2 separate regions of the Mus musculus genome follow, and region 2 is linked to region 1. A link is a contact called in ENCODE POLR2A ChIA-PET data. All regions are on one chromosome and are shown on one strand. The core of a region is the stretch at or near the end of the contact, and the rest is flanking DNA. Distances in the headings are between cores, read along the strand shown.

Region 1 (4,078 bases), core at 502-3,001:
TTCAGGCTTTTGCTACAGGATGCTTTCTAGTGAGAGGCCAGATGTCAAACAAAATCAAGGAGTGACTCCCAGAAAGGGATGCAGGGTTCACAATTTGCTGACCCAGTTTCCCTGGGAATGTCAGATGACCCCCGAAGCAAGAGGAGCAAGCTCTGCTCACTGTTGATGTCCAGCTCCTTTAGAGGTCCGGGCATCCCACTTCCCGGCCAGGACACTCATTAAGCCCAGGGATTCCATGGAAAAGGGGAATGTGCCCAAGACTAAGAGGCCTGAGAGGACCTCACAAACACATGCGCTCTTCTCTAAGACGTGGAGATCTACGCTGGTGTAGGTGGCTGTCCCTCAATCTCTAGCCAAAGGACCCTCTAGGTCTTCTACCAAAGCAAGAGAAAATGAAGTCTCCCTGACCCTGGGTCCCTGGGTCATTGTTTGGTCTTGTAGACAATTTCAAGTGTTCAGAAAAGTCATGGAGCCTAAAGAATGAAATCCGAAGGAGACCCGACCCGTTATCCTCCCCCCACCCACCCCCATTCTAAACTTGTGGCTGGTGGAGTCAGCACCTCAGGTCTTTTCACTTCCTCTGTTTGCTCTCAGTGTAGGGACTCACAAAGAAACGGTGAGAAGGCAGAGAGCAAGCCACCGAAAGAGAGCAGATCCCAAACAAACAGCACATAAACAGAGCCAACCAGCTAACGTCGGCCACATCCAACTTCTTGGCAGAGGCTGCTGCACCATCCCAAAGCACCCAGGACCCAAAGGACCACTCATCTGAGACAGTAATCACCATTATCACACCCTGGAAAACCATACGAGAAGTCAATGGCTTTGAAACATCACAGAAGAACGAGGAAGATACATTATTTCCATAACCAAGTCTACACTCCCTCGGGCCTTGTGCTCGCACTTATCCTTCATCCATGGGAACACAAGTCAAGTGTCTGTGGTTTGGAGAAGTCTCTGCTTCTCCAGTTGATACGTCTTCATGAAGAAGAAGAAGAAAAAAAGGAAACCCAGAGAGGATGTCCACAGTCAGGGGTAAGGAGGCCTAGAAGATGGGAAACTTTGAGCAGCCATACCACCCAAAGGACCACAAACAGGAACATTCAGGCAAGCCAGTCCCACTTGCCCTGTCAACTGAGCAATGATGTGGTAGCCAGCTATAAGAGACAAGCGGAATAGCCATGCAACAAACACGCTGAGGGTAGAAGCAGCGTCGTTGCAGCACCCAGGCCTTCCCTCGGAAGCTCCGGGGTTGCACGGAGCCAGCATACGGACACAAGAAGCCAGAGGGGCTGGAGCGAAGGGGAAACGACGACGGCATAGCACGGGGACACCAGGCCTCGCGTGGCGAACGGGGAGTGCACGCCCGGCCGGACAGCGTGCACGGGTGGGCGGGCATGCAAGTGGCTCGGCGGAAGGGTTGCAGGCGTCACCCGCGGGGCGAGCGTGGCGAGGCCGGAGGGAGTGGGGGCGCGCACGGGGAAGCTGGTTACCGTGTGGTTCACCCCCCACATCAGGACGCTGAGAATCGGCTCGCTGGCCCGGAATAGCTTCACTTTCTGGCACACGAAATGCTTCTTCTTGGTCTTGGTTTTGCTGGCGCTGAGCGGCGCCACCGCCACCGCCGTGGTGCTGGTGCAGTTGGACGACATGCCCGGGGCGGCGGCGGCGGCGAAAGGGGGGGCGGCGGAGACAGCGCACCAGCGAGCGGCCCCAGGCCTCCCCCGAACCGATCCCCACCCCCGCTGCCTCACCGAGCCATGGTCGCGCCCGTCCCGTTACCTCCCCACCCCGCCCCGGTGGTTCCGTCCGCCCCACGCCCCGCCCTCGCTGCGCCGGCCCGCCCCGCCCCGCCCCGCCCCGGGGAGCAGGCCAGCCTGATCCTCACCCCGCCCCCGGGCGGCACCGCCCACTGGATCCCGGCTCTCCCCTCCCCGTCGGAATGGTACCGCCCGTCCCCGGGCGCTTGCAGCTGCCCCGCCCACTCCTCCTCTCCCGGCCTGAAGGGAACCCAGCCGGCTTCACGCGGGGGAACGAGGAAGACTGGGGATGGACAGCCTCGAGGCACTCGGCAAGAAGGGCTCCCTACTCGGACACCCTCAAGGCCGGGCTTTGACTTTGCCTCCACATGAAGTACTAAAATGGCGGCAGCGCCGCCGCTTCGGGAGGGGAAGAGGGGCCGGCATGAGAAGAAGCTGGAACATACCATCTCCACCCCGGGGGACAGAGGAGTAACGCGGCAAAGGGGAAAGGAAGTCCTGCCTAGAAAACCAGGGACCGCCCCCTCGCTCCACCCAAGCGTGGATCTTCCCACTCCCCTGGGCCGACGGCTCGCTCCACCCGCAAGGTACGCCCCCTTTCCCGGGGGCCAATCAGAGGAGCAGGCCGGGAATCCTAGGTTTTATGAATGGGCCGCGCGCCCACCCACCTGCCGCCTAGCCTCCTCTATCCCGATGGTCAAGTTTAGACACCACTAGCATCTGTAGACGCGTATTGTAATAATCCTTTCATTCTTGCTCCAAGAAATCTCGAATAAACTGCCCATGGTTTATTATGTAATTCCACTTGGTCGAAGGGTCTCTGTATCCGACACAAATCACAGGTCAACACTTGGGATATCAAGACTCAGTACCAGGCACGTGGTAGATCGCTCTACACAGTTACAAAAATAAATGTAGCCTTTATTACCAAGTAATAAAATAAAAGCCATAATTAACTATAACATAGGGCAGAAGGATGAGATGATTAAATGAATAATGTTATATTGTCTGGGGAGAAACTGAGTTTTAAGAATTACAGTGCCAGCCGGTCGTGGTGGCGCATGCCTTTAATCCCAGCACTTGGGAGGCAGAGGCAGGCAGATTTCTGAGTTCAAGGCCAGCCTGGTCTACAGAGTGAGTTCCAGGACAGCCAGGGCTATCTATACTGAGAAACCCTGTCTCAAAAAGTAACAACAACAATAATTACAGTGACTGGAATTTTAGTGCTTAAATCCAAACATATTTTAGGAGAAATTAGGAACTGGTAGAACAACGAAATGGCTTAATATATGAATTAAGAGCACCTCTGAGGGCCAGATGGTCTGTAATCACAGCTCCAGAGACTAAAACAGGAGATCTACAGTTTAAGGTCAGCTACCGCTAGGGTGAATCTGTCGTCTGTTTAAAAAGCACCTAGAAGTTCCCTGGTCAAACAAATGAGGGCTTCTGGTGAAAGAATAGAGAAAGGAATGGCAGTAAAGACATGGGTGTGGCCCCTTGAGTCTTGTCTTAGATTTTTAGTTATTACAGGATAAAGGCAGCTGGAGGATGGGGATGGCCTAACCGCAGCCAGCACTCAGGAGGCTGAGGCAGGAGAGCCACCATCAGGCTGCCCTGGACCAGCAAGGGCCCTGTATCACAGACAAACCACAAAGCAGCAGTGGCAGGAGCAGCAACTGTGTGTGGTCAGAGGAGCTAAAGTGCAGGGTCACCGTCAGCTCCCCGGTCCAATCAAAGCTAGCCTGAGCTACAAGAGACCCTGCCTCAACAAACAAACAAATAAAAATTAGCCAGAAAGCAAAAAGCTTCCCAAGTATTTTCTTTCAGGAGTCATCGGACAACATGGGTCCTGATTCCTGCCCCACTGGGTGCCCACTGTAGGATGCCGAGGAACAGAGGAGGATATGTATGTCCCTTGGCAGGTGTGTCCTTCCTGAAGCCAGTACATACCTATAAATGTAGCCTAACACATTTGTAGAGGACAAAGTCATGTCCAAATGACAAAGAAGGTCAGTATCCCTCTGTTACCAGTAACTACTGTGTTACTTTTCTGACAAGGTCATCCAACAAAATGTTCTCCCAAGGCTAACTTTTTTAAAGCAAATATAGAACTATACATTTGTATATACACATCACACCATTACAGCGTAAAGCCCGGGTGGGTAGCAGTTCACTTAGGGCTTTTGGTTCTGTTTTCTCTTCCAGCTTCTTCAATTCTTGGCTCTTCCTGATGCTTGGCTATCCTGTCACATAATCTACTAAATAAAGTCAATGTTTGTTTATCCCAGTGAGCACCGTCCATCTGGGTGGCTCTTAAG
Region 2 (4,078 bases), core at 906-3,405, 69 kb after region 1:
AAGGTCGGGCTGGGCTTCAAGGATGAAGGACTTTGTTTGGCAGTCACTGCTCTGCCAATTATACCTTTGTCGTTGGATCTGGAGCGGAGCCAGAGCCCATCTGCCCCAACAGGTCCACATGTCCTCATCTGGCTCAGCAGCTGTGGGGCAGGGTAAAGTGCACTGAACTAAGTCTCTGCCCTTGAATCCAAGCCTCAGGTTCCCTATATGCAAAATGGGCACTCTGATAGTGCTGACTTTTCCAGCCTAGAGCCTGTGGGGTGTTTGGGGAGGTGGTACACCTGATAGCTTACAGAGAAGCTGAACAGTGAGAGAGCCTGTAGGGTTTCCCCAGCCGCTGCCCTGCTCCCCGCCTACCTTCTGGCTACCACAGGCTCTTTCTGCTTTTACCTTCCTGATGCCAGGTAGCTTCCTTGTCCCTCCCTCTCCACCCAGCTCTCTGTCCCATTGGCCTGTGTCCTCCCCCCCCCCCCCCCCCCCGCTATCATTGGCAAAGACAGGTCTATGACGAGGCCCCTATCGAAGGCATCGCACTCTCTGGGAATGATTAATAAGAGGCTAGCCCAGGAAGGGACAAAGAGCAGCTGTTCTCTGTAGTGGACTCAGCTCTATCTCTGACTCTTAAACTGTCGCCTCATTTTGTTTCTGTGGGGGCCTGAAGGTCTGGCTGGGGTGGAGGTTAGGTGAGTGGACCTGTGGTCTAAACTGTTTCCAAAGCTACACTGGTGTGTCCCCATTGTGCCCCCCCTCGCGCCCCAGCCCCCTAAATCCGAAGGTGAAGGCATGGCTTCAACCTGGGGTCTAAGAGGGCAGAGGAAGGTCGAATTCTGAGCCATCAGTTTCTGCAGGATCATGCAGGATCACCTGGAGTCCTCTTCAAAGACCACCCTGTTGGGGGAGGGGAGCAGCGCGGATGGATACTCTGGTATCCTGCCTTCTAGAGACAAATCTGAGGACAGCTGTCTGCAAGAAACCAGCCCAGGCCCCTTGGGCATCTCCTTGGTGGAGGATACTCTTGTAGTCTGTCTTCCCCTGCCCCCATACCCCTGTAGACCTCTCCCTCCTTCCCCTCTCCCTTTCTCTGCTCTCCTGCCTGGAGCTGAGAATGAGGTTGCCATGGGAACCTGAAGCACAGCAGCTAGCAGGAGAAGGGAAAGGCAGGGTTGTCTCACCCAGGGTTGGGGGCTGTGTGTGTGTGTGGAGGGGGCACTAAGCTGACCCATCAGGAGGAATGTAGTCCTTTGGTGCGCTTCCTCTGCCTGGGGCTGGGCGTAGCGGTTCCATGGAGTGTCTTAACCCACTCGACCAGATACAGGATTAAATTCCTTCCCCATTTGTGGCACTCTAGAGTTCACATCTAGGCTCCCCCCCCCCATTAATATTCCTGTTCTAAGGGGTTGAGAAGATAATGGTGAAGAGCCTGGATTCCATCTGAAGCAAGCACCTGGTGCCTGGGACCTTCTAATGGGGTACAGGGTGTGACAGGGGCAGGGCGAGTGGAGGAGGTGTGAGCGTGGAGGTTCCACAGCTACCAGCTCAGCGTCCAGGAAACGCTTGGCAGTGTGGAGGGCACACCTTCGTAGTAATCACTCCCGAGGGAGGCAGAAACTGTGTGAGCAGGAGCTGAGGACCTGGGGAGAGGGTGTGGCAGTCTGCACGTGTCTGGCTGTCCTTGGGCCAATGGAGATGGCTTTCTGCCTTACATCTGTAGGCAGCCATATGAGAACAGTCTCCCCAGGGTTTGTGGATGGCTTCTGAGGATGGATGCTTCTTGAGTCTTCAGCTCTTCAGGCTGCCTTCGCCCTGTGCAACATAACAACTTGACCTTGCACACGTGGCCAGAGCTGCCTGAATCCTGGATCCCTTCCCTGTGTGCATCTCTATTGACTGACAGAGGCGCAGTTTGTGTTCCACTTCCCTTCAGAGTGGGCCCAGTTTATATGGAGGTCCTTTTTGAAGCCCTGTCTCCTGGGGTCTCCAGATCAGCCAGCTCTTCTAGAGATCTCTCTTCCAATCCCTCTGTTCATGTCTTGTCTTCTAGGAACAGAGTCCGTCTTAATCCTCTCTGCCCTGGATGGGAGTAGGAATTTTGGATAGGCTCCTGAGCCGTGTGTGGCTTGGCTGTGCAGGGCACCGGGCCAGACCTGGGGGTGGGACCTTGCCTTTGCTTGTCTTCATCTGTGTCCGTGGCTGCTGCCAGCTGCGGGCACCTGCAGGTGTTTGCTTTTCTCGTCCAGCTCCCTCATTTTGCTGAGGGAGTTGTTTATCTGGCTGACTGGAATGGCCGGAACTCATCGCCGAGGCCTAAGACAGTGACATCAGCATGGAGGTGAAGTTGGTCGCCTAGGAAGAGCCCATCACGTGTCCCTTCTAGTCATGCCTTCTTTGGTTGAGTCCACTCTACCCTGGGTGACCCAGAGGGATATAAAACATTCACAGGGTGGTGCAGGCGGCTAGAGAGAGTGCCCAGTACACAAGCAGGTGGCAGCTTATGACTTCCTGTGGGCATGTTGGCCAGCTGGGGTGGGTCATACTTGGAAAAAGGACCATCAAGGGCCGTCGTTTTCTTACCCGGTGCTTGTGAGTCTGTGAGTCAGGGCGTCTGCACTGGTTACAGCTGTGGTGGGTGCAGTCACCCAGAACTAAACATGGCCAGGTCAGGCTTTTCAATACAGTGTCTGCTTGGAGAAGCCACCCATCAGGTCCCTGAGGTGGGTGAAGGTCATGTGGGCCCCAGCTATTCCATATTCTAGCACTAAACACAGACCTGCCTGTCCTCTGACTGGTTTACCTAAGGATCTCGGGGGGGGGGGGGGGGGATTCAAAGGGTAAAGAGCTCCCTGGTCCTAGGTCAACTTCCGCGCCTGGTGTGACAATTGTTACCTCAAGTGTTTGTTGAGCTTCAACCAGCCTCCTTTCCGGAAGCGTGGATAATTCAATGGACATGATCAAAAGTCTCTCTGCTCAAGGAGAATCGGGAAGAGAGCGTCCATGTGATAAGAACAGGAACTCAGAGACGGCTTAGTGACAAGGGACGGCTGTGCATAGTTTACTACCTCTCTGTGCAGTAAGGGTGACATCCTTCAAGTCCCTGCAGGCTACATTCTGGGCCACCTCTAGACCAGCTTTTTCTAGGGGTCAGAATTCTCATGTTTCTGTGTGTTGACCTCTCTAGTGTGTCTGTTCTCCTGCCTGTCAAAAGGGGGACAGTAGCAACGCTGAGGTAAGGTGATAACTAAGTCACAGAAGTAAGCCCCTTAGCACAGGGTAACCCTAGCTGCTCTTACCTGTCACTTAAGTGTGACTGGACACACACAGATCTTCCCAGCTATCTGTGAGTTGGATGATGTTGGACAGACAAGGTATTCCCTCTGTCTTTCTTTCTCTCCCATTTTTCTTGGTTTCAGGTTTTTCTCTGATTTCCTGACTGTCCTAGAACTCACTCTGTAGACCAGGCTGCCCTCAAACTCACTGATCCACCTGCCTCCGCCTCCTGAGGGCTGGGCTTAAAGGTGCCATCACCCTCCTGCACATGTATTGTTCTCTTATTCCAATGACAGGGAGCTTCCTGTATTTTTGTCCATTTTTCCTTCAGTCTTGAGTCGCTCATGCGCCTTTGTGTGTTTGATCTCCACTGCTGTAGAAGTCTCAGCTCTGACCCTGTGTGTACCCATCTCCTGCATGTCTGACTAGGCTGGCTCTCCTGGGTGGCCTGTCCCTGGGATCCACTGTGGGGGAACTCCAAGGCGTGGATTCTCTGAAACAAGTAACCTGAAATCCTCAGAAGCCTCCCTGTGGGGCCAGGACCGTTTTGTCTGCCAGGCAGCTACTCAGACCTGCCGTGTCTTGCCCTCTGAGCCGGCCTAGGCTGTGCCTGGGAAGGCCCCCATTCGCTTCAGCATTGGCAGGCCAGCAGGGGCTGCTCAGTTATAAGAGAAGCTCAGAATTCCCTGTCTTTGCCCTGAGTGACGCCTGATCCACTCTCTGTCCCACAGACACTATCCCAAGCAGTCCTTCACCATGGTGGCCGACACTCCGGAAAATCTCCGCCTCAAGCAACAGAGCGAGCTGCAGAGTC

Evidence for each region. ChIA-PET counts read pairs that join two places held with the same protein, here RNA polymerase II (POLR2A).
Region 2: POLR2A ChIA-PET joins it to region 1 with 11 read pairs in embryonic stem cell. The contact joins the enhancer-like site here to the promoter of Pip4k2b in region 1. POLR2A ChIA-PET finds 5 or more read pairs at or near these places in 2 of 5 experiments (Patski and embryonic stem cell).

Annotation. Positions count from the first base shown.
Region 1 is chr11:97,742,953-97,747,030 of GRCm38, forward strand. Pip4k2b (phosphatidylinositol-5-phosphate 4-kinase, type II, beta) reads right to left here and starts at 1,752. Exons shown (of 10, transcript NM_054051.1): 1 at 1,494-1,752. The coding sequence starts at 1,652. It overlaps Cwc25 (CWC25 spliceosome-associated protein), which reads right to left. Exons shown (of 10, transcript NM_026186.4): 10 at 2,518-4,078. Mir8102 (microRNA 8102) reads left to right here and starts at 1,945; the gene lies at 1,945-2,083.
Region 2 is chr11:97,811,703-97,815,780 of GRCm38, forward strand. Lasp1 (LIM and SH3 protein 1) reads left to right here. Exons shown (of 7, transcript NM_010688.5): 3 at 3,996-4,078. Among named protein-coding and RNA genes, the nearest start is that of Lasp1, 14 kb to the left of the region's middle. Within about 2 kb of position 2,156, at least 3 of the 3 ENCODE cell types and tissues checked have a DNase peak (open chromatin) inside an H3K27ac peak, as active enhancers do.